2 separate regions of the Homo sapiens genome follow, and region 1 is linked to region 2. Evidence: read pairs that join two places in POLR2A ChIA-PET (ENCODE). Cell type or tissue: OCI-LY7. All regions are shown on one strand. Links, peaks and the distances in the headings refer to the core of each region. The heading gives the core; the rest is flanking DNA.

What was found. Peaks named below come from ENCODE experiments on the same cell type or tissue, not always from the same donor. Only the 100,000 strongest peaks of a DNase experiment are listed, where the experiment ranks them.
Region 1: POLR2A ChIA-PET joins it to region 2 with 5 read pairs; 20 of 35 experiments call an interaction of 5 or more read pairs at or near these places.

What each region holds. Positions count from the first base shown.
Region 1 is chr1:226,086,047-226,101,268 of GRCh38, reverse strand. It overlaps LINC01703 (long intergenic non-protein coding RNA 1703), which reads right to left. Exons shown (of 4, transcript NR_146920.1): 2 at 14,216-14,473; 3 at 11,615-11,779; 4 at 10,980-11,044. Among named protein-coding and RNA genes, the nearest start is that of LINC01703, 10 kb to the right of the region's middle. In OCI-LY7, for the core only: no CTCF peak of the experiment used is centred there; no DNase peak of the experiment used is centred there.
Region 2 is chr1:225,970,800-225,984,278 of GRCh38, reverse strand. SDE2 (spliceosome associated SDE2) reads left to right here. Exons shown (of 7, transcript NM_152608.4): 7 at 1-1,577. Among named protein-coding and RNA genes, the nearest start is that of SDE2, 22 kb to the left of the region's middle. In OCI-LY7, for the core only: no CTCF peak of the experiment used is centred there; a DNase peak (open chromatin) is centred at 2,375.

The DNA.
Region 1 (15,222 bases), core at 6,148-10,147, 110 kb before region 2:
GGGGAGTGGCTGTAAGTACTGATGAAGCTTTCTTTGGGGGCTGGCCCGCCGCTCAACTCCTGCTGTGCCGCCCGGTTCCTAACAGACCATGGACCAGTACTGATCCACGGGTTGGGGACCCCTCTGCTATACTTTTATATGACTGGCAGTGCAGTAGGTTTGTTTACACCAGCGTCACCATAAACACGTGAGTAATGCATTGGTTGCGCTAAGACTTAAGAAGGCTATGACATCACTAGGCCATAGGAATTTTTCAGCTCCATCATAATCTTATGGGGCCCTGTCTGTATGCGGTCCGTCATTTATAGAAACTTTGTCATAAACTCATAACTGTAATTGGATTTGTGCTTTCTTTTTTCTTTTTTTCTTTTTTTTTTTTGCCTTGCCACCCTCTTCCTAAAACTAGGTCCTGGAGGACTGGACCAAAACTGCTTCCCGTTCTTCCTCCACAGCCCAGCACAGTGTGGTGTGGTGTATAATGAAATGAAATTGGGCCTCCGGAAAAAGCGATTTCCAAGTGTGTTCCGCAGGTGCCTGACGGCGAGGATCCTGTGCGCATGCGCCCACCCACCGAGCCTTAACTGTGGGAATTAGGCATTCTTCCTAAATGGTTTGACCTCGGGCCCTTTTAAAATCTTAATGCTTGTTAACAACATCCAAGGCCATGAATATACTTCGGGAAATACAGTCTATTACTCTTTTTTTTTTTTTTTTGAGACGGACTCTTGCACTGTTGCCCAGGCTAGAGTGCAGCCGGGCGCGGTGGCGGGTGCTTGTAATCGCAGCCACTCGGGAGTCTGGGGTCGCTTGAACCCGGGAGGTGGAGGTTGCAATGAGCCGAAATGGTGCCACTGCACTCTAGCCTGGGCGACAGAGCGAGACTCCCTCTGAAAACAAAAACAAAAACAAAAACAAAAAACAAACAAAACCCCCACACATTAGTAGTAGTTATTACCGTGGTCTTCCAAAGGGATTTTTCTCTTTCAAGCAGCAGTTTGGGACTCTTACCTGTTGTTTGCTGGTTATTACCCAATGGTCCAAGGAGTGAAATTTTTGAAAAACTAAACACTAGCTAGGTGTCACCACGAAGTGAACGCTGAATATAAAAGTCATCATTAATATTCATAAAGTAAGTCAGTGGAGAACAATGACTACATTGGTTAAAATCTGGTTTGCACAGAATATTTTAGGAAAACATTGTTTAGGACCCAGTATCCTCCCTCAGTGTGGAAGTCAGTGAATGAAAATTGTATTTGACAAGTTGTTCTTTAAGAAGACACTGCTTATGTGAAATGAAGTCAACTTGAATCCAGTTATGTGTGTCTGTCTCTTACATAAAAAGCCCAGAGGTAGGAATTACAGAGTTGGATGTGCTATGGTCTAAATGTTTGTGCCACCCCTACAAATCCATATGTTGAAAAAATTTTTTTTTCCTTTGAGATGGGGTTTCACTCTGTCACCCAAGCTGGAGTGCAGTGATGTGGTCATGGCTTATTGTAGCCTCAACCTCTCAGACTCAAGTGATCCTCCCACCTCAGCCTCACAAGTAGCTGGGACTGCAGGCATGCCACCACAGCTGGCTAGTTTTAAAACTTTTTATAGAGATGGGGTTTCCCTGTGTTGCCCAGGCTGGTCTGGAACCCCTGGGCTTAAGCAATCCTCCCACCTCACCTCCCAAAGTGCTGGGGTTATAGGCATGAGCCACCATGACTGGCTTGTATGTGGAAATTTTAACCCCCAATTTTTTTTTAACTTTCATTCTCAAAGGAGGTGATTAATCCCCAAATGATGGTATTATGAGGTGGGCCCTTTGAGAAGTGATGAGATGAGGGTGAAGTCCTCATGACTGGGATTAGTGACCTTATAAGAAAGGCCCAGAGAGCTCACTAGTTCCTTTCTCTCTTTGAGGACACAGCAAGAAAACACTGGCTGGCTGGCACAGTGGCTTACACTTGTAATCCCAGCACTTTGGGAGTCTGGGGTGGGAAGGTTGCTTGAGGCCAGGAGTTCCAGACCAGCCTGGGCAACATAAGCAAGATCCCGCCGTCTCTATAAAAAGTTAAAAAAATTAGCCAGGCATGGTAGCACATGCCTATAGTTCCAGCTTCTTTGGAGGCTGAAGTGGTAGGATTGCCTGAGCCCAGGAGTTCAAGGCTGCAGTGAGCCCTGACTGCACTACAGCACTCCAACTTGGGTGATACAGCAAAACCCTATCTCCAGAAAAAAAAAGTTATCTAAAGAGAGTTTGATAGACCTAGCTCATCTCATCCTTCCCACCAGGCCCCACCTCATAGGCCACTGCCCAGGCAACAGAGTGGCCGTGTGGATCCACCTCACTGTGGCTGGGATAGGGAATGGGATCACATGGTCTGCCTGGGGCTGCCCCTTCAGTGGGGAGCTGTGGGCTGGGCATTTCATCTGTAGGAGACTGTGAGGTGAGAGGAAGCAGAGGATATTCTGTGGGAAGAATCTTCATGGACCAGGTGATAAGTGAGCTAGATTTGGAAGAATGGGTGGGATTCTAGTGAGCAGAGAGGGGTAGAACATTCCCGGAGGGGTAAAGGAAATAAAGTATATATTACAGAGCAGGGGGAGCCTCGTGTGGTTGGAGCTGGGAGGTATGGGGAGATGGGGAGGGCAGGGGGAGGGGAGGGGAGAAAGAGTGGAGAGAAATCAGGCAGCGTTGTGCTGAGGCCAGAATGGGTAGGGGCTATATTTTGGGTAAGCTGGGGGAAAGTGGAACTGATGTTCTCTGAGCTGTGCTCTAGGAATCAGAGAGCAGATGGAGGCTGGAGGTAACTGGGAAGGAGCCCACACCTTTCTGGGCATCCTTTGTCATCCATCTTCCTATGTCCAGGCAGGAGCCAACCTGCTCTCCAACCTGGCTTGCACTTGGCTGAACAGACAGTCACTGCCCACTGAGTACCCGTGGGCTCTTCTACCTTTCCAGAACCCTGGCTGCTGGCCAGTGGGCTAGTGCTGGCCAATTGGCTATAATCGGAAGTGTGACCTATATGTGAAAGCAAACAGAGTCTTGGGACCCCAAACTCACTATGCCAAAGGGAAAGTTAAGTTTGGGAACTGAGTCACAGAAAAACTGCCTTCCTTTTGTTCCCAAACAGATAGCGGTAGTTTCACAATCCTGTGTCATAGCCTCATTCGTAAGCCAGGTTCCCACAACAATAGAAGGCTACATATTTCCCAAATTGTTCACAAGGAAATTCCCTGTGGGCCCCTAAACCTTTCAGAATACACATTCCCCTATAAGCTAGTTCTAAAATCAAGTTCTGTTAAACTTCACCCTGACAATGTCAATTATCAGCTTATCTTCACAGGGACAGGATAAGGACAAGACTAGAAATCATCCCTCCTCCTACCCCAAGACTTTGCATAATTGACTTGGTCCTCTGTTTCACATGTAAAAGGTACATTCACTAAGGCTAATAGGAACCTAAGATTGTATCCATTTGCCTCATTGTCTACCCTTCTAGGAGCGCAGTGGAGCGATCTCGGCTTACTGCAACCTCCACCTCCTGGGTTCAAGTGATTCTCATGCCTCAGCCTCACAAATAGCTGGGATTACAGGCATGCATCACCATGCCTGGCTAATTTTTGTATTTGTAGTAGAGACAGGTTTGCACCATGTTGGCCAGGCTGGTCTCGAACTCCTTGCCTCAGGTGCTCCACCTGCCTGGATCTCCCAAAGTGCTGGGATTACAGGCGTGAGCCACCACGCCCAGCCCCCTTACCCCGTTTTTTTTTTTTTTTTTTTCCTCTTCTGCTTGCTCTTTCCCCTTCAAATACTGAAGTTCCTGAAACCTTCCTTGGAAAAATCACAGGTTGTAGATGCTTCTGTGACTTGTTTTTGTTTTGTTGGTTTTTTTGCATCCTCAATCATGGTTAAATAAGCTTCTAATCAATTGAGACCTGCCTCAGTCACTTTTTGGTTTACATGTGTCACTACTGGATCAAAAGGTGTAAGTTCTCCATGCCCTCTCTTCCCATGCCATGGTGACTGGTGATTGTCTAGATGGTGGCTCTTCTAGCAACCTGGATCCCTGAGACCCTAGGTGGAACAGAGCCCTGCCCTTCCATCCTCTTTTCTCCACTGCACTGAGCGTATAACATGATTGAGAAATATACTTTGTTGTGTGAAGTCATTGAAGTTTGGGGCTGATTTACTGCGGTAGAACCTAGCCTCACCTGACTAATAGACCAGCTGAGGGAGCTCCTTGCTCAGCGGCATGGGTTCCCCCGACACCCCCACCCCACACAGAGGTAGGCTGGGGTTGAGCAGAGCAGGGGAGGACAGCAGGACTTTGACCCCTGGAGGATTTGGCTTGGATTTCCCTCTCTTTTTTTTTTAATTTAAAAAAATGTATTTATTTATTTACTTAGAGACAGGGTCTTGCTGTGTTGCCCAGGCTGGAGTGCAATGATGCAACCTTAGCTTACTGCAGCCTCGGACTCCTGGGCTCAAGTAATCCTCCCACCTCCGCCTCCTGAGTAGGTAGGACTACAGGAACACACCACCACATCTGACTAATTTTTTTTTTTTTTTTTTTTGTAGAGATAGGTTTGCTATGTTCCCTAGGCTGGTCTCAAACTTCTGGCCTCAAGCAATCCTCCAGCCTCAGCCTTCCAAACTGCTGGGATGACAGGTGTGAACCACCACCCCTGGCTCAGACCTCTCAAAGGGCTCACTGCCTCCAGGGGGACCACAGCTGGGCTGAGCCTGCATTGCCTGAGCGCATACACCTCCACTGTAGAGGGAGAGGGCACCTGCCAGTGGAGGTCAGCCGCAGGCAACACAAGGTGGATTGTGTCTGAATCACCAGTAGCTCTATACAGCAAGGACCCTGTCCTTGAAGCACTGAGGCTGGAGACCAGACTGGGTCCTCAAGGCAACAGCTTCAGTCACCTCCTCCAGCCTTTCCTCCGAGGGGAGCTCTGAGCAAGACAAGCTTGATCATGTTACTTCCCTACTTAAAAACCTAGGATAGGGGCCAAGCAAAGTGGCTCATACCTGTAATCCCAGCACTTTGGGAGGCCGCGGCGGGGGCGAGCGGATCACTTGAGGTCAGGAGCTCAAGACCAGCCTGGCCAACATGATGAAACCTCATCTCCACTAAAAATACAAAAATTAGCTGGGCGTGGTGGTGTGCACCTGTAGTCCCAGCTACTCAGGAGGCTGAGGCAGGAGAATTGCTTGAACCCAGGAGGCAGAGGTTGCAGTGAGCTGAGAGGGTGCCATTGCACTCCAGCCTGGACGACAGAGCTAGACTCTGTCTCAAACAAACAAACAAACACACACCACCTCCAATAGGCCAGGCTGCTCATGCCTGTAATCCCAGCACTTTGGGGAGCTGAGGCAGGAGGACTCTTGAGTCTAGGAGTTGGAAACTAAACAGGGCAACATAGAGAGACCCTGTCTCTGATTAAACAAACAAACAAAACCCATAAAAATTAGGATAAGGTCCACATACCCTGGTCAAGCTTCAAGGTTGTTTGCAACCTGGCCCCAGGAAAGCAAAGTCCTGAAGAGTGGCTGCGGCAGACTGGCTCCTTCACCATTGCTCTGCTACAGCCACTACCAAGAGTTTTGTCTTCCCCAACTCCCTGATAGGTTCATGCACCTGGACAGTGGCATAAGCCATTCCCCACACCTAGAATGCCCTCACATGTCTCCTGCCCCTTTGCCTCTCTGGCCTGCTTTCGCTCCCTCCACCCTCTAGGACTCCCTCCAGCTCCTTATGGCCTGGAGGTCCCTGCCCACAGTCCCTGCTGCCTCTCTGAGGTGCAGACAAGGGATCATCATCGTCCCCTTCCCAAACTCTGTGCCAGGCATGATGCTGGGTGCTGTATACAGAAGTGAGCAAAGTGAACACAGTCCTTGCCCTCCTGGAGCTGATGGTCTTGGGGGCAAATAATCAGACAAATAAATCTAGAAATCTCACACTGAAGGAAAAACAGGGTGGAAGGGATCTATTCTAGAGGTGAGTGGGGGTTGCTAGGGAAGATCTCTTCAAGGAGGTGGGGTTTTGTTTTTCTTGTGGTTTTTTAGAGATGGGGTCTCCTTCTGTTGCTCAGGCTGGAGTGCAGTGGCATGATCACGGCTCACTGCAGCCTCCAATTCCTGGGCTCAAGTGATCCTCCCACATCAGCCTCCTGAGTAGCTGGGACTAACAGGTATGCACCATCAGGCCCAGCTGAAGAGGTGGTTTTTAAACTGATGCTTCCTCAGGGTGGAGAGGCCTTGCTGGATAGCGGGCAGGAGTGTACAGGAGGAGAAGGAAGAGCATGTGCCCAAGCCCTGAGCAAAGGTGGGAGAGGGTAGAAGAATGACCCTAAACTGCAGAACCCTGTAAAACCCAGGGCATTCTCCTTCCCCAGCATTTTCCTCTTCTGCTTCTCTTTCTCTCCCCCATCCTGTTTTCCCACCAGCCCTGCCCCCCACCCTTAACTATGGCAGGTGCCAGGGATGCACCTAGCACTGTGCTTAGGCTTTACACACTGTCATTCCCCAGCAGCCCTGGGAGACAGGTGTAATCATACCCATTTTACAGACCAAATAACTGAGACTTGGAGAGGTTAAGAGAACTGCCCAGGGTTGCTGGCCAGCAAGTGGTGAAACACATATTCAAGCCAGGGCCTGGTGTTTGTGCTGCCCTCTCTGTCCTGAAGAACCCTGCCTGGAGCTTGCCTTGTGCCCCACGGTCCTGCCCAGGCAGGAGGCTAATCCCCTTCTTGCTTGCTCACTATCTCCCTGCCAGGTGAGGGGATTGTGGAAGTGGAGGAAGCCATTGCATGGGGCCAAGCTGCCTCTCAGGAGCCCTGGACCCTTCCACTGGTAATGGAAGACCAAGACGGTGCTGAGCTATGAATGGCTGAACAGTTTCAGCCCAAACCACTCCATGGGCATTGCTTTTGCTGCTGGCTTCAAGCGCATCTGCCACAGTCTCAAAGAAAGTAAATTCAGCCTGGAACGGTAGCTTACACCTAAAATGTCAGCACCTGGGAGGCCAAGGCAGGAGGATAGCTTGAGGCCAAGAGTTCAAGACCAGACTGGGCAACATAGGGAGACCCGCCTCCATCTCTACTTTTAAAATAAGTTTAAAAATAAATAAATAAAATGGAGCCTCGGTAAATCGGAGGCAGCCAGGTCCAATTGCAGTTCCAGTGGGCACCAGGAAGAAGCCTAGGGCAGGAAGCTGCCTTTACTGGACGCCCCCCATTCCCGATGCAATCACCCATGACATTCCATTAATCGACAGCAGCCTCTGGAGAGGCAGTGGTGACAGAAGCTCTCATTTTATTGCTGAATGAACTGTGGCTCTTGGGGTTCAGTCACATGCCTAAAGCCACACAGCCAGTGCAAGGGGAGCCGGAGTTGGAACACAGGCTCCCTGACCCCAAAGCCCCCATTTCTTTCCAGCCACTACTTCCAGCAGGCCTGGCAGGGGCTGGGGAGAGAGGCCAAGCCCTTGCAGGGTGGTCTAGCAAGCCAGGGCCCAGCTGGCTCCCAGGAGCTAAGTCTATAAAGCTTCCCTGACAAGAGACACTTGGGGTCTTCCCAGCCCTTTGCTGGCAAGTTTTATTAGAAATGTCTTTCTGGCACTGTGGTCAAGTATTTTTGGAAGTTTCTAAGCATCTCGACGCTTGGAAAAGTGCATGGTTAGGCTGGAGAGAAGACTCTCAGGGAGTCGTGCTGAGGGAACAAAACTGGTGATCCAGGAAGTGAAATCAGCTTCATTTCTTTATGATTCTGCGGCCTTTTCCTGACCCCAGGACAGATCTGGGAAGCGGTAGGTCAATAGGCTCCTAGTTTGTGTGTGTGATGGTGGTGGTGGGTGGAGGATGAACTGAAGGGCGAGGTTTCCCAGCCTTCTGAAATCCCCTACCTCTGCTCCCTGTAGACAGAGGCGCTCTCTTCTGCTGTCTCCTTGTAAGATCCTGACAGCTTAACTGACTAATAATTTCTAGAAGCAGGGCTTCTTCTTGATACCCTCCACAGAGGTCCTGGTGCAGGATGTAAAAGGAAAGAAAACTCACCCGTTCAGGAGACCAGGAAAGGGAAGTTTTATGGATTTAGGAATCTAAGCCAGAGCAGCTCTGAAGTGAGTCACGATTTCTTAAGCACACACCATATTAAGCAGCTCATCTAGGCATTGTACATCTATTTTTAATACCACTATTGATGTATATCTTACATATTGTATAACTTACTCATTTCAAGTGTACAATTCAGTGAATTGTTAGTAAATTTACCAAGTTGTGTAACCCTCACCATAAATCCATTTTAGAACATTTCCATGACTCCAATAAAAGACTGCAGTCCCATTTACTGTTAATCCCCATTCTCCCCCTTCTCCAGGCAACCTTTAATCTAGTTTCTTTTTTGCAGAGATGGGGTCTCACTATGTTGCCCAGGCTGGTCTTGAACTCCTGGCCTCAAGCAATCCTCCCACCTCACCCTCCCAAAGTCCTGAGATTAGAGGTGTGAGCTGCAGTGCCCAGCTCCATAATCTATTTTCTGTCTCTAAATTTGTCTTTTCTGGACATTTCATAAAATGGAATCATAACAGGCCAGGCACGGTGGCTCACACCTGTATTCCTAGCACTTTGGGAGCCCGAGGTGGGTGGGTCACTTGAGGTCAGGAGTTCCAGACCAGCCTGGGCAACATGTTGAAACCCCATCTCTACTAAAAATACAAAAAAATTAGCCAGGCATGGTGGCGCGTGCTTGTAATCCCAGCTACTCAGGAGTCTGAGGTAGGAGAATCACTTGAACCCGGGAGGCAGAGGTTGCACTGAGCTGAGATTGTACCACTGCACTCCAGCCTGGGTGACAGAGCAAGACTCTGTCACAAAAAAAGAAAAAAAAACCCACTAAATAAAATAAATAAATAAATACATGGAAGCATACAGTATGCATTGTTTTGGGTCTGGCTTCTCTCTCCACGTAGCATTTGCAAGACTTATCCATGGCATAGCATGTATCAGTAGTTTGTTCTTTATCATTGCTCAGTAGTATTTCATTGTGTGGATGTACCACATTCTCTCTATCCATTCGCCAGTTGATGGACAGTTAGGTTGTTTCCTTTTTTTTTTTGAGACAGGATCTCATTCTATTGCCCAGGCTGGAGTGCAGTGATGTGATCATGGCTCAACGCAGCCTCAACCTCCGGGACTCACGTGATCCTCCTGCCTTAGCCTCCTAAGTAGCTGGGACTACAGGCATGTGCCACCATGCCTGGCTGACTTTTTTATATTTTTTGTAGAGATGGTGGTTTTCCCATGTTGCTCAGGCTGGTCTTGAACTCCTGGGCTCAAGGGATCTGCCCACTTTGGCCTTCCAAAGTGCTGGGATTACAGACATGAGCCACTGTGCCCAGCCTTGTTTCCAATTTTTGGCTATTATGAATAATGTTACTAAGAACATTTGTGTGTAGATAGGCTAAATCCTCACAACAATCCTGTCAGGTGGGCATTGTCATCCTCACTTTAAAGACGAGGACACCAAGGAACATAGAGATTAAGTAACTCACCCAAGGGCACACAGCTGCAATATTTCATCAGGCCTAGGAAGCACATTTTTCCCATATTTTCATGCTTCTGAAACTGGGATGCATCTCATAATCAGTGGCTTGTCATAGCTTACTTACAGCATTTTCCCCTTTCCTCATGGTACATAAAATGATGGTATGTTTTACAATCAAGGGCATCTTGATGAGATATGGCATTAAGTGGCTGGCCTTAGAGGTCTCCCTTACAGTTCACTCTTGTGTTAGGCCTGTTGGTTGTAAGTGACAGAAATCCCACTCAAAGGGAAATTTACTGGCTTGGTAATGGGAGAGGATCCTCGGACTAGGTCTTTGGGTTGGAGGAAGAGCTGCAGGGACCCTGAAAGGGGACTCCACACAGTTAAGTCTCTGTCCGTCTTTTGTTGCTGCTCATCTTTGCCAGCAGGCTCTGTTCCTCCATGAGGCAACCCCCGCTTAATAGTCCAAGGAGTGAAGTAATCCGAAAAACCTCTCTTCCTACCTCTGTGCATCAATTCTAAGGGAGAATTCTGAATGGTCCTGCTGGGATCACATGCCCATCTCTGGCCCGTCACTGTGGCCTGGGGAACGAGTCCCTCAAGGATCCAGCCCTGGAGGACATGCCCTTCCTTGTGGGTAGAAGATCTGTTGCCAGGCCGGGCATGGTGGCTCATGCCTTTAATCCCAGCACTTTGGGAGGCTGAGGTGGGCAGATCACCTGAGCTCAGGAGTTTGAGACCAGCCTGGCCAACACGGTAAAACCCTGTCTCTACTAAAAATACGAACATTAGTCTGGCGTGGTGGCGGGCACCTGTAGTTCTAGCTACCCAGGAAGCTGAAGCAGGAAAATCGCTTTAACCCAGGAGGCAGAGGTTGCAGTGAGCTGAGATCGTGCCACTGCACTCCAGCGTGGATGACAGAGCGAGACTCCATCTCAAAAAAAAAAAAAAAAGAAAGAAAGAAAAAACAAGAAAAGAAAAGAAAATCTGTTGCCAGAGGAGGGTAAGTAAGTGAGTTGCATGGCCAGCATCATTGAGCCTTCGGGCCACTATCACATGGTGTCACTCATTGTCATGTGATTATAGATATTACTGACTAAGGGGGTCTTTAGAAAGAATATCTGAAGTTTTTGATTTGTTTATTCTGTTGTGAGGTAATATTCTAAAGAGGTTAATTATACCTCTAAAAACTGTGTTGTTTGAAAATTAGCTGGGTGTGGTGGTGGACTCCTGTAATCCCAGCCACTTAGGAGGCTGAGGCAGGAGAATCGCTTGAACCTGGGAGGTGGAGGATGCAGTGAGCTGAGATCGTGCCACTGTACTCCAGCCTAGGCAACAGAGTGAGACTCTGTCTCAAAAAAAATAATAAATAAATAAATAAATAAATAAATAAATAAATGTGTTGTTTGAAGGACTTAATAAAGCAATAAAATATTCATGTAATATTCTAGATTTAATTATATTTAAACTTCTCATCAAGTAAAGATTTGTTTGCAGACAGTTCTGTAATAAAAACATGAAAAATCTTTTAGGAAACTAAACCTGTGAATTTGCCATGTTGAATTTAAGCTTCTAAGTATCGGTTTATATTTAACTCTGGCTTTAAACTGTGTGATATCACTTCTGCATCTCCCAAAAGATCTGGCACCTTTCTACCTCCACCCTGTTGCTCAAGTTCCCTTTGTTTGAATTGCCCTCCCCATGTCCATCTATCCAAATTCTACCTTCAATTTAATGTCACTGTCTGCAGGGGTCTTCCCTACTAGCTCTATCTGAAGGCAGTTTCTCCGTCTTTGAATTCCCACAGCCCCCTCATTAGGACTAGACACTCATCCGAGAAGAGCCTATAGCAGTATAATTTCCTGACCATTTGTTGGGTTTTTCCTTCCTATGTCTTCGTTTTCCCATTTTTGGAAAATAGGCTCTTCTGTGCCTTTGCCTCAGGAAAGGTTAAGTCATTGGGCTTCAGACACTTAAATCCAATATAATTCAGATAGAGATTAAGCTGCTATAACACAGACCCCAAAATGCAGTCATGCAAAAAGGATAGAAGCTTATTTCTATCTCACGAACCAATCTGGAGGTGGGCAACAGTGGCTTGAGATAAGTAAGCTGCTTGGCTCCACGTGGTTATTCAGGAACCCAGGTTTCTTTCTTGTCTGTTGTTCCTCCATCTCCTAGGGTATAGTCTTCATCTGCATGGTTGCAGCTGGAACACCACCCCGTTTGTGTTCCAGCCTATGGAAAAGGTAAAGAATTTAGAAAAGCATGTGCTTCATATTTTATGGCCAAGGCTTGGAAATGACACACATCACTCACACTTACATTCCATTGTCTGGAATTGCATCATATGGATGCATCATATAGATACATCTAGTTAGAAATGCGCTCTCTCTCTAGAGTAATGTGTGCTTATTTAAAAGTCAAGTATGTGGCCAGGCGCAGTGGCTCACGCCTGTAATCCCAGCACTTTGGGAGGCTGAGGCGGGTGGATCACAAGGTCAGGAGTTCAACACCAGCCTGACCAACATGGTGAAACCCCGTCTCTACTAAAAATAGAAAAAATACAAAAATTAGCCAGGCATGGTGGCGGGCACCTGTAATCCCAGCTACTCGGGAGGCTAAGGCAGGAGAATCACTTGAATCGCTTGAACCCGGGACGCAGAGGTTGCAGTGAGCTGAGATCGCACCACTGCACTCCAGCCTGGGTGACAAAGTGCGCCTCCGTCTCAAAAACAAACAAACAAACAAAACCTCAATTATTAGGAAGGAGGGGAGAAGATATTTTGAGGCATAACTAGCAGCTTACTACATTTTATTTTTTGGCTTTTGGCTTTAGTTTTCTCAGAGCTGGTGTCATTGAAGAGATTATGCCGAGTGCTTCTGGGGACAGAGAAGTGGGGACAAGCAGTAAGGCCAAGAAGAGAGAATCTAGGGAGAGAAGAGGGCTCCTGTACCAGTGGTCTATTGCTGCATAATAAAACATCTCAAAATTGTTAGTGTTAAATATTGACAACATAGGTGAGCAGGGTTGTGATTTTAAAAAATTAAAAAAGAAAAAATGTTGACCACATTTATTTTGCTCACAGATCTACTATTTTTGTAACATTTGATGGAGACACCTTATCTCTGCCCTGCTCAGTATCAGCTCAAGCATCTCAAAGCCTGGGTGCTGAGATCATCTGAGGGCTCTCTCAGTGACCTGTTTGGTCATTGCAGGTTGTTGGCTGGGACTTTAGTTGGTCTTGTGGCTAAAACACCTACACACGGCCTTTCTGTATGGACGCGTGGCTTTCCCGTAGCCTGGGGCATGGGTTCTAAAAGCAAACCTCCTATGAGCAATTGATAAGCAGACATTTATTGCCTTTTATTTTTATTATATTTTATTTATTTTTTGAGATGGAGTCTCACTCTGTTGCCCAGGCTGGAGTGCAGTGGCACAATCTCAGCTTATTGCAACCTCCACCTCCCAGGCTCAAGTGATTCTCTGCGTCAGCCTCCCCAGTTGCTGGGATCACAGGCGCACACCACCACACCCAGCTAATTTCGTATTTTTAGTAGAGGCAGGGTTTCACCATGTTAGCCAGGCTGTTCTCGAACTCCTGACCTCAAGAGATCTGCCTGCCTTAGCTTCCCAAAGTGTTGGAATTACAGCCATGAGCCATGGTGCCCGGCTTATTGCCTTTTATTTATTTTATTCTATTTCTTTTTTTTTTTTTTTTTGAGACAGAGTCTTGCTCTGTCACCCAGGCTGGAGTGCAATGGCACGATCTCCGGCTCACTCGGGTTCAAGTGATTCTCCTGCTTCAGCCTCCCGAGTAGCTGAGACTACAGGCACCCACCTCGGCCTCCCAAAGTGTTGGGATTACAGGCATGAGCTACTGCACCCACCCAATTTTAAATCTGAAGTATTTATTTTACTTATCACCTATGTAAGAAAAAATATAACCACCTCACCGGAGATATCATTGCTTAGGATGAGGCTGAATTTATTTAGGTAAAAAATAGTGAGTCAATTTAAAGAAATACCTTAAGTAAATAAATCTGAGGCCAGGAGTGGTGGCTCATGCCTGTAATCCCAGCACTTTGGGAGGCCGAGGAGAGTGGATCACGAGGTCAGGATATCGAGACCACGGTGAAACCCCGTCTCTACTAAAAATAGAAAAAATTAGCCGGGCGCGGTGGTGGGCGCCTGTAGTCCCAGCTACCCGGGAGGCTGAGGCAGGAGAATGGTATGAACCCGGGAGGCGGATCTTGCAGTGAGCCGAGATCGCGCCACTGCACTCCAGCCTGGGTGACAGAGCGAGACTCCGTCTCAACAACAACAAAAAAAATTAAATTTAATTTAAAAAATAAATAAATAAATCTGAGTGAGGACTAGAGAAGGCTCTGTAGCAAGTTCAGGGTGCAGTGCAAGCTGCTCTTTCTTTTGGCCCTTATCATCCACAGACCCAACAATATCCGAGTGTCTGTGGCAATGGGGATGCTATATGGAGGCCCTGGGAAGCACCAGTAAGAGAATCACAGCACAGGCCTCTAGGGTTTGGGAACAGATGCACAGCCTGTTTCACAGATAACTGTTCTTCTGGCTTGCTTCTGGTCCCTGGTAGAAACAGAACACCTAGTTATGGGTCGTGAAGCGGCCGCATGTGCACTGCATGTTGTCTTACTCACCCCGCCACGGGATTGGGCACGTGCAGCAGCAATCTCTAATCACGCGGAGACGGCATATGTACACTGGGCTCCAGCAGGCTCAGAAGGCACAAGTGAGCTGTGCGAGCAGGTGGCGCAGACTCCTTCGACAGCGATTCTTGCCTTATTGCCTGTTTTCCTTCATTCCTAGGACCTCATAGAAAGTTCCTTGTGTCAGCCGGGCACCGTGGTTCATGCCTGTAATTCCAGCACTTTGGGAGGCCGAGGTGGGCGGATCACCTGAGATGAGGAGTTTGAGATCAGCCTGGGCAACATGGTGAAACCCCGTCTCTACTAAAAATACAAAAATTAGCCCGTTGTGGCCTGTAATCCCATCTGCTCGGGAGGCTGAGGCATGAGACTCACTTGAACTCAGGAGGCTTAGGTTGCAGTGAGCCCGAGATCACGCCATTGTACTCCAGCCTGGGCGACAGAGCAAGACTCCGTCTCAAAAAAAAAAAAAGTTCCTGTGTCAGTTGACTGAGGAGGAAAAAAATCCAGACTTGGTTTACAGATGGCTCCTGCACAACAGAGAGTGGACAGCTGGAGCCCACCAGCCCCGCTCCAGGGTGTCCCTGAAGGACAAGTGGTGAAAGAAAATCTTCCTTGGGGGCAGAACTTCAAGAGGCACATTTGTTTGTCTACTTTGCCTGGATGGAGAGACAGCCAGATGGAGGGATCTACATAGATTCACTGGCAAGAACATGGAAGGAGGATTGGTGACAAGCAGGTCTGGGGAAGAAGTATGTGGACAGATCTTCCAAACAGGCCCAGAATATAAAGATATTTGGGTCCCATGTGAATGCACACCAAAGGGTATCACTGCAAAGGAGGCTCTTGACTATCAGCGGAACAAAGCATGTTCTCTGGAGGTCGGGCTGTCTCTTTTTCCAGCTACCATTGCTTGCCCAATGGACCTATGTAACAAAGAGGCTGTGTGGCAAGATTGGAGGCTATGCGCGAGCTCAACAACATGGACTTCCCCTCAC
Region 2 (13,479 bases), core at 1-4,000:
TCAGTTCTAATTTTCTTTTTTTTTTCTTTTTGAGATGGAATTTCGCTTTTGTTGCCCAGGCTAGAGTGCAATGGTACGATCTCAGCTCACTGCAACCTCTGCCTCCTGGGTTCAAGCGATTCTCCTGCCTCAGCCTCCTCAGTAGCTGGGATTACAGGCTCCAGCCACCATACCTGGCTGATTTTTGTATTTTTAGTAGAGATGGGGTTTCACCACATTGGCCAGGCTGGTCTCGAACTCCTGACCTCAGGTGATCCACCCACTTTGGCCTCCCAAAGTGCTGGGATTACAGGTGTGAGCCACCATGCCCAGCCTCTGATTATTTTCTAATTTCCTCCCTCAGTTCTTCTTTGACCCATGGATTATCAGAAGTGGGTTGTCTGATCAGCAAACATTTGTTTTTTTTCCTCTTAATATCTTCTTGTTGCTGATTTCTACTTTAATTCCATTGAGGTCAGAAAATATCCTCTTTATGATTTCAATCCTCTTAGTTTTATTGAGACTCGTTTTATGACCCAATATGTTGTCTGTCATGGTGAGTGTACCATACACAGTTTAAAAGAATGCGTATTTTAGGCCAGGTGTGGTGGCTCATGCCTGTAATCCAGCATGAGATTACATGCTGAGATTACAGCTGTAATCTGTAATTTGAGAGGCTGAGGTGGGAGGATCATTTCGAGACCAGCCTGGGCAATGTATAGTGAGACCATGTCTCTAAGAAAAACAATATGTAATTTGAATTGTTGGGTTAATATGTTTTGTAATATCGATGAGATTAAGTGGTTGATAGTATTGTTCAGATCTTCTATGTCTTTACTGATCCTTTTGTTTATTTCTATCAGGTGCTGAGAAAGGATGTTAAAATCTTCAATTATGATTGTGGAATTGTCTATTTCTTAAATTCTACCAGTTTTTGTATGAAGCTCTAATAACTTATGTCTTCCTAATGTATTGACCATTTTATCATTATGAAATTTCCCTCTGTCTCTGGTAATTTGGGTTTGAAATCTACTTTATCTTATGTGAATATAGCCACTGCAGCCTTCTTAAGCTTAGTGTTTGCACAGTATACCTCTTTCTATTAATTTACTTTGTGCTTCTGTGCCTATTTAAAGTAGTTTCTTTAAACAACATATACTTGAGACTTGCATTTTTATCTGTTCTCTCTGTATCTTTTAATAAGTTTAACATTAAATGTAATTATTAATAGGTTTCTAATTTACATGTTTCCTGTTTAGATAAGATTATTTTATAATTGTATTTTAATTTATTGGCTCTTTAGCTATACTGTTTTAATAATTTTTTTAAGTTGGATGTTCTAGTGATTACAATATACATTCTTAATTTTTCAGTCTACCTAGAGTTGATGTGCCACTTCACATAAAATGTAGAAATCTTGTAAGTATGTACATCCATTTATCATACCTGTCTTTTATGCTGTAGTTGTCATACATATTAAATCTACATATTTAAATATTGTAAGTCCTGTCATAAGTTACAATTTCTGCTTTAAATAATGATATGTATTTTAAAGAAATTAAGAGGAAAAAATAAAATCTTTTGTATTTATTCACATATTTACCATTTCTAATATTCTTCATTTCTTCTTAAAGATCTAATAGCCTTTCCCTTAAGACGGAAGAACTTTCTATAGCATTTTTTGTGTCTCCTGGCAACAAATTAGTTTTCTTTTTCTTTTTCCCTTTTTTTTTTTTTTTTTGAGATGGAGTTTCGCTCTCATTGCCCAGGCTGGAGTGCAATGACACAATCTCGGCTCACTGCATCCACCATCTCCTGGGTTCAAGCAATTCTCCTACCTCAGCCTCCCAAGTAACTGGGATTACAGACATGTGCCACCACACCTGGCTCATTTTGTATTTTTAGTAGAGATGGGGTTTCTCCATGTTGGTCAGGCTGGTCTCAACTCCTGACCTTGTGAACCACCCACCTCGGCCTCCCAAAGTGCTGGGATTACCACCGTGCCTGGCCAGTTTTCTCTTTTTTAAAAAGAATCTCTTCGCTAGGTGCAGTGGCTCAGGCCTGTAATCCCAGCACTTTGGGAGGCTGAGGCGGGCAGATCATTTGAGGTCAGGAGTTCAAGACCAGTCTGGCCTTCATGATGAAATGCTGTCTCTACTAAAAATACAAAAAAATGAGCCAGGTGTGGCAGTGCGTGCCTGTAATCCCAGCTACTTGAGAGGCTTAGGCATGAGAATTGCTTGAACCCAGGAGGCGGAGGTTGCAATGAGCCAAGATCATGCCACTGCACCCCAGCCTGGGTGACAGAGTGAGACCCTGTCTCAAAAAATAAAAAGAATCTCTTTACAGATCTTGTTCCACTGTCTTCTGGCCTTCATTGTTTCTGATGACAAATCAGTGGGTATTCAAATAGTTTTTCCCTTTATAGAATGCGTCTTTCTCTTTGGCAGCTTTCAGGTGTGGTTTTCTATGTATTTATCTTGGGAGTTTGATGAATTTCTTGGCTCTCTAAATTTATGCCATTTAATCAAATATAGGAAAGTGTCAGCCATTATTTCCTCAGATCTTTTTCCTGACCCATGTTTTCTCTTTCCTGGGACTTCAGTTATAAATATACTAAGCTTCGGTCTCAGTCTCCGAGTCTCTGTCTTTTTTTTTTTTTTTTTCCACCAAACGCTTCTCTCTGTTCTTCAGATGATTTCTGTAATATAGCTAAGTTGATGGAGAGTCTTCAAGCCAAAGTTGCCTTTTGGAGGAGTTGGCATCTTGCCAGAATGGGCCTGCCTTAGTACCTGTACTGTGCACGTTGGCTATAAAGAGTCCCCAGAAAGTGTGGCCTGAGTGTGAACCCGGTGGCCCCAGAGCATCACTGAGTGATGCTCCCCACAGCAGGAGATCTGAGAGGCGTATTTTCGTGGCTGCCACAGTATGTTCTGTTGCTTAGGGAGGATTATTTTTCTAGCTTGGGTAGTTGGAAACAGTTTTCTTCAAATTATGTGGGTGCCTGTTCAGATCTTAAAAAGCACACCCAAAGGGAGAAGGGAAACATTTAGATTTAGTGAAGGTTTACTTTTTAAAATTTTTTTATTTTATTTTATTTTTAGATGGAGTCTTGCTCTGTCGCCCAGGCTGGAGTGCAGTGGCGCCATCTTGGCTCACTGCAAGTTCCACCTCCCGGGTTCACGCCATTATCCTGCCTCAGCCTCCCAAGTAGCTGGGACTACAGGCACGTGCCACCACACCCGGCTAATTTTTTTGTATTTTTAGTAGAGACGGGGTTTCACTGTATTAGTCAGGATGGTCTCGATTTCCTGACCTGGGGATCCGCCCACCTTGGCCTCCTAAAGTGCAGGGATTACAGGCCTGAGCCACCGCGCCCAGCATAGTGAAGGTTTACTTTACAAGATCAGGGTTCATCTTTGAGAGACTCAGGCAGCCATGCCCAAAGAATTTCTTTCTTTTGTGGCAGCATGAAGCTGGCTGGGCCAGTGCCCCTTTCCTAATTGGCCTGGTTATCCTCTTCAGGTTGCCAGAGCACTAGCTGGGCCCTGCTTTATTTAGCATGGGAGTGTGAGCAGCTGTTGCCCTGCTCCCTGCAGGCAAATAGACCTTGACTGGCAAAATGAAAAGACTATAGAGTTTTCTAATTGCCCCCTCTCTTGTAGCATTAAAGGCTAAAAGTAAGGAGGCTGCTGATGAGCAGAAACTGACCATCTAGCCTCTCTTCCTAGGTGGCTGTAGTTCTTCCAGCCCTCGCTGATCTGTGCGTGGGGATGTTAATGGGCTTTTGCTGTGGGTCCATTTCACTCACCCACACATTTTGTTTTGGAGATAGCTACCTTCCTCCTTCCTCTTCTAGTACTCGTACCGCAAGCTTCCTCATTATATTCCTTTTGTCAGTTCAAATGGGAGTTTGCAAGAGGGAATTAAACAAATATGCTCAGATTACCATCTTGAGCCAGCACCTGTTAGTGATTTTCAAGGTGAAAAGTACCCCCCCCCGAGAAAGTCTAGGAACACCAGGTGTTAATTCTAGGCTGGTTCTGATCAAAATCTTAAAAATGTTGACTTAAACTTTATGGCCTTATTTGTGTGCCTGAACTAGAATACAGGAAAAGATATTATGGACTCCAGGTGGCCCTGTGCCACCCACACTGTTGCTGCAAGTCACCTGCCTATTGGCCTGTTTCTGGGAGGGATCTCTGATTCAGTCAGTGCCAGTCTCATCTCTGGTATGTTTGGTACTACTTTTTCTTTGCATTCACCTTCATGAGATTTCCTTTGAGAAAAACTAAATTAATGATGCTCTATAAAGTAAGCCTACACTCAAACCATTCATAGGTCATTGATTCAGGATGGCCCCCACATAATACTGCTGAGCTGAAGGAAAGAATGTGCATGGTCATACTTCGGTTTTCCCTGGAATACAGGCCATGTGGTGTGGTGGGCCTTAGGGCAAGGGTTTTAGGGTTACTGATCTGGGTCTAAAATCCTGATTTTCCTCCTTTCTAATAGTGTTTCCTCAGACAAGCTCCATAGCCTTTCTGAGCATCAGTTTTCTGCTCCTGCTATTAAATGGGGTCATATCTACTTTTAGGGATGTTAGGGTTAAATAAAGTAGTATGTAAGGTTCCTAGCACAGTGCTTAGCAAATTTGTAGTTGCTCAGTAAATGGAAGCTATTGGAATACTCTACAGCACCATTGTCCAATAGAAATGTAACATGAGCCAGATAATGTAATTTTACATTTTCTTTCAGTCATTAAAAAGTACAAAGAATTAGCCAGGTGTGGTTGTGCGTGCCTATAGTTCCAGCTACTTGGGAGGCTGAGGTGGGAGGATTGCTTGAGTCCAGGAGTTGGAGGCTGCAGTGAAATTTTTTTTTTTTTTTTTTTGAGATGGAATCTCACTCTGCTGCCCAGGCTGGAGTGCAGTGGCATGATCTTGGCTCACTGCAACCTCCGCCTCTCGAGTTCAAGTGATTCTCCTGCCTCAGCCTCCTGAGTAACTGGACTTACAGGCACGTGCCACAACGCCCAGCTAATTTTTGTATTTTTTTTGTAGAGATAGAGTTTCACCATGTTGGCCAGGCTGGTATTGAACTCCTGACCTCAGGTGATCTGCATGCCTCAGCCTCCCAGAGTGCTGGGATTATAGGCATGAGCCACCACGCCCGGCCAATGATACAGTGAACTTTGAAGGCGTCACTGCAACTCCAGCCTGGGCGACAGAGTGAGACCTCATCTCAAAAAAAAAAAAAAAAAAAAAAAAAAAAAATTACAAAGAAGCAGGTGAAATTAATTTTAGCAATATATTTTATTTAACCCAAAAATATTCAAAATATTTCAATAATAGAAAATTATTGAGATAGTTTACATTTTTGTGCTAAGTCTGAAATCTGGTGTGTATTTTATACTTACAGCACTTTTCAATTCACAGTGGCTACATTCCAGGTGCTTAATAGCCCCGTGTGACTTTGAGCTCCTGTATTAGGCAGTGCCCCTCTAGAACACATCTTAAGGCAAGGCAGTGAGCACAGCAGAACTGTCCACCTTAATCCAAACACACGTGTACAGAGCTGAATCAAAGCCACATGAGGCTGGGAGGACTTGGGGCTTTTAGCACGCTCTGCCCTTCCCTCAGCCACCCTTGTGATAAGTGGAATATATGTAAAATAAAAGCGTTATGACCAGTCAGATGTCTTTCCTGTGGGGACTCCTTACATGCCAGGCTGGCAGAGGTGCAGAAACAAGTGCGAGAGCTGTGGTCTGTGAGTCCTAACCTTGGCCTTGCTGGTGTGGGGCTGGGTGACCTCATCTGGCAAACTGCGGTATCTGTTTAATTTTATGAATTGAGCTGTGAGGCATAGCTGAAATTTGCATGGGGGTGACAAACATACTTTAAAGCATCTTGCAAAAAAGTAGTAAGAATTAGGAGTTGTAGACAAATGCTCAATGAAAACAGGAGTGTGATACTGGGTATTGCACCATACCGTAGTGCTGGATCCCTCAGTTTACTAAGTAGATCTTTTGGTCCAATTACGGGGTAGTGTAGGAATGGCGATTAGCCTGGTATGTCCCATCTCTCCTTGTTGAAGTTCTGCTTTTTTTTTTTTTGAGATGAGGTCTCGCTATGTAACTCATGCTGGAGTGTAGTGGCACAATCACAGTTCACTGCAGCCTCCACCGCTCGGGCTGGGACCACAGGCATGTGCCACCTTGCCCGGCTAATCTTTTAAAAATTACTTGCAGAGACAAGGTCTCACTGTGTTGCCAGGCTGGTACTTAACTTCGAAGACGGCTCACAGGCTGCCTCTTCCAACTGCGAGCCTCAGTGAGGAAACAGTGGGCTTGTTGTGGAGTTTATTCTGCAGCCCTCCAGCCTGCAAACATTAATTGTGCATGTCTGATTAGTAAAACATTTGGGGGTGCACCCCACATGATGTCACTCATCTGTCAGAGCCCTCCATCGGCCTTGGAGTACAAGCCCACGCACTTGCAGTGGCCAGCAATCCCCTCTCAGGCTGCACGCCTCTCCCCTCTCTGACCTCATCTACTCCTCCTCACTCCACCACAGCCCCCGGGGCCTCCTTGCTGTTTCCTGAACCAACCAAACACACTGTGCTCCCCTGGCGTGGCACAGACTGTCCCTCCTTCCAGAACAGTCTTTTTCCAGACGTCCCCAGGGAAGACTCTCTCACCTTTCACTCGGTTTAAAATGGCAACCCCCACCCCCATCACTTTCTTTCCTGACTGGTTGGTTGTTTTGTTTTTTTGAGACAGCCTCGCTGTGTCGCCCAGGCTGGAGTGCAGTGGTGCCGTCTCAGCTCACTGCAATCTGTGCCTCCGGAGTTCAAGCAATTCTGCCTCAGCCTCCCAAGTAATTGAGACTACAGGTGTGCGCTACCACGCCCAGCTATTGATTGATTGATTGTATTTTTAGTAGAGACGGGGTTTTGCTGTGTTGGCCAGGCTGGTCTCAAACTCCTGACCTCAGGTGATCTGCCCATCTCGGCCTCCCACCGCGCCTGGCCGACAGTTTTATTTTTTTGAGATGGAGCCTTGCTCTGTCGCCCAGGCTGGAGTGCAGTGGCGCGATCTCGGCTCACTGCAAGCTCCGCCTCCTGGCTTCAAGCAATTCTCCTGCCTGAGCCTCCTGAGTAGCTAAGACTACAGGTGCGTGCCACCACGCCTGGCTAATTTTTGTATTTTTAGTAGAGACATGGTTTCACTGTGTTGGTCAGGCTGGTCTTGAACTCCTGACCTCGTGATCCGCCCGCCTCGGCGTCCCAAAGTCCTGGGATTACAAGCGTGAGCCACCGTGCCAGGTCCTGACAGGTTTTGTTTTGTTTTGTTTTGTTTTAATAGTACTTATTACCCCTTATCATATTTTTTTTTTTTAGTTAAATGTCCCTCTCCCCTCAGAAAATAAGCTCTGCCAGGGCAGAGAGTTGATCTGTTTTATTAGTGCCGGATACCTAAAATGTGCTCCATGAATATCTATTGAATGAATCCAGTGTACTAACATATTTATAAAACAACAAACAGAATTCCAAATAAATTCATCATCTCTCAACAGACCACATGACATGTCCACTGGGGTGTATGTACCTGCTTTGAAACATTTGCTTGTAGAAATGTGTGTCTTTTAGCCCGGGCGCGGTGGCTCACGCCTGTAATCCCAGCACTTTGGGAGGCTGAAGAGGGTGGATCACGAAGTCAAGAGATTGAGACCAGCCTGGCCAACATGGTGAAACCCCGTCTCTTCTAAAAATACAAAAAAATTAGCCAGGCGTGGTGGCAGGCGCCTGTAGTCCCAGCTACTCGGGAGGCTGAGGCAGGAGAATCACTTGAACCTGGGAGGCAGAGGTTGCAGTGAGCCGAGAACGCGCCACTGCACTCCAGCCTGGTGACAGAGAGAGACTCCTCCTCAAAAAAAAAAAAAAGAAAGAAATGGGTGTCTTTGAAGGTGGTTGAGGAAAATGACTGGGACTTACTGTTTTACCAAAATCTGAGAGCAACTGAAGTGAGTGCATGAGTGGCAATTCTGTAGAAAGGGATTCTGTTGAGTCGCTCAACACCAGCCAACCATTAAAAAGGTTACCTATTTCTGAGGAAGAGTCTTCCTGTAACCACTAGAGGGCGCTGTGCACTAACAAATGCCAGCCAAAGCCGTCAGGGAGAGACTGCTGGGGAAGGTGGGGAGGAGGTGGCGCGGCAGTGTTGCCTGGCAGTGGGGTAGCAGGTAGCAGGATGGCCAAATCCTGTGAGACCCACCTTTCCCCGTCCCTACACTCCCCTACACACCATAAGTGGCAGACTGATGATTAGGTGCAGCTGGCCTGGGGTGGACTAGGCCCTGTTCTTTTTTTATTTATTTTTTCTTTTTTTTGAGGCGGAATCTTGCTCTGTCGCCCAGGCTGGATTGCAGTGGCAGGATCTCGGCTCACTGCAAGTTCCGCCTCCGGGGTTCACGCCATTCTCCTGCCTCAGCTTCCCGTGTAGCTGGGACCACAGGCGCCCGCCGCCACCACGCCCGGCTAATTTTTTGTATTTTTAGTAGAGACGGGGTTTCACCGTGTTAGCCAGGATGGTCTCCATTTCCTGACCTCGTGATCCGCCTGCCTCGGCCTCCCAAAGTCCTGGGATTACGGACGTGAGCCACCGCGCCCGGCGCCCTGTTCTTTCTGATTCCTTAATTCTCAGATTTAGCTTCAGTTTTCACTGTACAGGTGGTGAATAAATCATTTAGTCTTGCTGAATATCCCATAACATTATTACTTCTGTCCTCAACAAACAACGTTATCTTTAATCATTTGCTGTTGTTTTCCGCTAGAGGAATTTCAGTGTCTGTGTATACAACCATGTCTTTATTTTTGTGTTATCAAAAATAAATCTGGGGCCGGGTGCGGTGGCTCATGCCTGTAATCCCAGCACTTTAGGAGGCCGGGGTGAGCGGATCGCCTGAGGTCAGGAGTTTGAGACCAGCCCGGCCGACACGGCGAAACTCCATCTCTACTAAAAATACAAAAATTAGCCAGGCATGCTGGTGGGTGCCTGTAATCCCAGCTACTCAGGAGGCTGAGGCATGAGAATTGCTTGAACCCAGGAGGCAGAGGTTGTGGTGAACCGAGATCACACCACTGCACTCCAGCCTGGACAACAGAGCCAGACTCCATCTCAAAAATAAAATAAAATAAAAATAAAATAAATAAATAAATCTGGGGGTATATATAGCTGTGTTGTGTATAGCTCTGACATATTTATTTGTGACTGGCCCCTGCATTTCTCCTTGGTGGGAAATGTACGTGTTGACATTAGGATTCAACTCAGTTATTACACCCAACCTGAGCTGCTCTTAGACCAGGCAGGCAAAAGAGGCCTCTGCCCAGAGTCTGCATCTAGAAAAGACAGAAACACAAGGCTAGGGGAAGAGGAGGACAAAATCCCAGCCCACACCCTGGAAATTCAGAGAAAAAGTGGCTGCTTTTGATCTAGGTTCATCTCCCCAGGTCATCCTTAGTTGGTGTTCAGGCAGACGGGGTCCAGGAGGTGCCCTTCCTCCCCAGCTCCATTCACGTGGGTGTAGTTAGTGGGGCTGCTAGAACTGCCTGGAAGTCCTGAGTGGGCACAGCAAGGTGTGGGGAGGGGACTCGTCCGCCCAGCTTCCGAGGAGTTGACAGATCCTTCAGGCCAGGCCCGGTACTGTGGCAGCGCTATTTCACGGGCTGTGTTTCTGTGGTTGCTCAGGACGATGAGGCTGTAAGGTGGGCCTCCCCGGCTCCAGGCTCCAGTTTTGTCTTCATGTGAAGAGCCTCAGGGCACATACTGACCAACATGACCAAAGTGAGCATCAAGCCTTACACTCAGAAAGTATATTTATTTGAATAAAATATCACTGTTAGACACTTTGGGAGGCTGAGGCAGGAGGATCTTTTGAGTCTGGAAGTTCGAGACCAGTCTGGGCAACGTAGTGAGACCTCATCTCTATTAAAAATATGGATAGATAAATAGATAGATAATTACTGTTATATTTTTGTATATTGGAGTTCTATGTAAGATTCTATTTACAAAAGCATTCACTGATAAAATTGAAAGTTTGCAGGCATTAATTTTTATATCACTATACAGAAATATGGATTTTGGAAAAATGGATAGCTCTTAACTGAGTAAAGTGGGAAAAAAGATGAAAAATGATTCTGAGATATAAGAATGAAATATTGCACCTGTTGTCATGTTAGAAGAGGAAGGACATAAAATTTTTGTAGAGATTGCAAAATCATTAATGCAAAAACAAAGATTATGCCTAGGAAAAAATGACAAGAAGGAAAATACAGGTTAATGTTTCCCAAAATTTTCCTTGGGGATATAAAGGTGGATTGTTTTCCCTTCTTCCCAATCTTTTATGTTATTCTAAGCTTTCTATGTTCACATTTTTTTTTTTTGAGACGGAGTCTCGCTCTGTCACCCAGGCTGGAGTGCAGTGGTGTGATCTCAGTCTCAGCTCACTGCAACCTCTGCTTCCTAGGTTCAAGCAATTCTTCTGCCTTAGCCTCCCAAGTAGCTGGAATTACAAGCATGCACCACCAGGCTCAGCTAATTTTTGTATTTTTAGTAGAGATGGGGTTTCACCATGTTGGCCAGGCTGGTCTCGAACTCCTGACCTCAGGTGATCCACCTGCCTCGGCCTCCCAAAGTGCTGGGATTACAGGTGTGAGCCACTGCACCTGGCCCAGATATACTTTTATAATAGTAAAAAAAAAAAAAAAGTTAGGGCTTTTTTGTTAGAATATGTATATCATGATGATTTAGTTCAATTTTATTCAACAAGTGCCTGCTGAGCACCTGCTCTGTGCTCTGCTCTGTACCAGCCCGGGATGCCTCCCTCACCGAGAGAACTCAAATCTAGCAAGAGCAGGTGGCTATGATGTGATTACAGTTGTTGTATACACACAGCGTACAGTAATGAAGTGCAGTCATCCGGGGAGTGGATGGAGGTGTGGCATTCCATCTGGTGGAGTGAGGCGAGGTCACTGGGGAGGTGAATTGAGCCCTGGGTTTTAAAAGCTATCTCCCAACCCAGGCAAAACATGGAGACCAAATGAGAAGGCTCTTAAGAGGAAATAGCATTTCCATGCCACAGAGCGATAAATAAATCCTCTCCTACTGAGAGGCAGTGCCCAGGGCTGGCTTAGGTGGGGAAGTTTCGCTGCTGCCTTCCCCTCATAATCTCCCTCAGACCCTCCCAAGCCTCCTCCAACACACAGTCTGAATAAAACACTGCTCAAATGCCTTATCTCATTTGCTTCACACTACAACCCTTCAACGTAGATACTGTTATCATCCCCATTTTACAGGTGAGGAAACCGAGGCTGACAAATATTAAATAAGCAGCCCAAGGGCACGCAGCACAGAGAGGGCAGAGCCGGGGCAAGGCCGAGGACTTCCAACTCTGAGTCCACGAGCTTCCGTTCCGCCTGTGGCCTCCTCGCCGCTGACCCTGCTCTGGTCCAAGCTGGCGTCAGTGGGGCTCCCCTTCTGAAGGGTGGTCCTAAAGTCCTACCGAGACCAGCTTCTCCAGACAATGCCTGTAGTGCACCATGCTCTCAGCCGGTCAGGCCCAGCCCTATCCCCAGAGAAGGAACCAGAAAGAGCCCTGTCCTCAGGACCTCTGTTTCCCCCTCTGCCTCTGTTGGCCCCAGGGGGGTTCTGGATGGGACTCCTTTCCTGAGCCTCCTCCCACCCCTTGGGAAATGAGAGCTTCTCCCCACTGTGGACTGGTAGCTTTGTGTTCAGCCCACCTGCTATCAGAGTCCACCTTGTGCCCACCCCGGGGCACAGCAGCATGGGCTGACCACTGGGACCTAGCTACAGAGAGCAGAGGCTCACAGCCCATTCAGTCTCTCCAAGCCTCAGCTCCCTTATTTGTAATCTATGGGACACAGGTCCTGCCTCATACGGTAGTTTCTGGAACGCTGCAGATGATTTCCCTAAAGCACCCATCATGGTGCCTTCCCATGCTCAGGGACTGGAATGTCGCCCTCTACCATTAGACAACCCCCCTGGGAGTCAGGAAAGAATGGAGCTCGCTGAGCCAGCCTCCACTGGAATGAGAGCCGCAGGGTCATGAGGTCTGAGGCCAGGCACCCCACACCCTGACATATGCTGGGCTTGGGGACTTGCAGTGGCCTTGCCTATTGGTTTTTATTTTTTTTGAGACAGAGTCTTGCTCTGTCATCCAGGCTGGAATGCAGAGGTGCCATCATAGTTCCTTGCAGCCTCAAACTCCTAGACTCAAGTGATCCTCCCGCCTCAGCCTCCTGAGTAGCTGGGACTACAGACGTGCACCACCATACCTGGCTAATATTTATTTATTTTTTGTAGAGATGGAGTCTTGATATGTTTCCCAGGATGGTCTTGAACTCCTGGCCTCAAACGATCTACCCACCTTCACCTCCCAAAGTGCTGGGATTACAGGCATGAGCCACTGCACCCTGCTTTGTTTTCCTGTGGGTTTTAAAATCTTGTTGTTGAAACAAATGATGTATCTTTTGTTTTGAGACGGGTCTCACTCTGTTGCCCAGGCTGGAGTGCAGTGGCAGGATCTCAGCTCACTGCAACCTCTGCCCCCTGGGTTCAAGTGATTCTCCTGCCTCAGCCTCCAGAGTAGCTGGGACTACAGGAGCGCTACCACACCCAGCTAATTTTTATATTTTTAGTAGAGATGGGGTTTCATCATCTTGGCCAGGCTGATCTTGAACTCCTGACCTCATGATCCACCTGCCTTGGCCTCCCAAAGTGCTGGTATTACAGGCGTGAGCCACCGCGCCTGGCCTAATTTCTGTATTTTTAGTAGAGACAGGGTTTCACCATGTTGGCCAGGCTGGTCTCAAACTCCTGAACTTGTGATCCACCCACCTTGGCCTCCCAAAGTGCTGGGATTACAGGTGTGAGCCACCGCGCCGGGCAAGAATTTCCTTTCTTTTTAAGGCTGAATAATATTCCATTGTATGAATAGACTCCATTTTGTTTATCCATTTGATTTGTTTGTTTTGAGATGGATTCTCACTGTCACCCAGGTTGTGGGTCCGGAATTGGTGGGTTCTTGGTCTCACTGACTTCAAGAATGAAGCCACGGACCCTGGAGGTGAGTGTTACAGCTCTTAAGGTGGTGCGTCTGGAGTTTGTTCCTTCTGATGTTTGGATGTGTTGGGAGTTTCTTCCTTCTGATGGGTTCGTGGTCTCGCTGGCTCAGGAGTGAAGCTGCAGATCTTCGCGGTGAGTGTTAGAGCTCTTAAGGCAGCGCATCTGGAGTTCTTCGTTCCTCCCGGTGGGCTCATGGTCTCGCTGGCTTCAGAAGTGAAGCTGCAGACCTTCGCGGTGAGTGTTATGGCTCATAAAAGCAGTGTGGACCCAAAGAGTGAGCAATTACAAGATTTATTGCAAAGAGCGAAAGAACGAAGCTTCCACAGTGTGGAAGGGGACCCGAGCAGGTTGCAGCT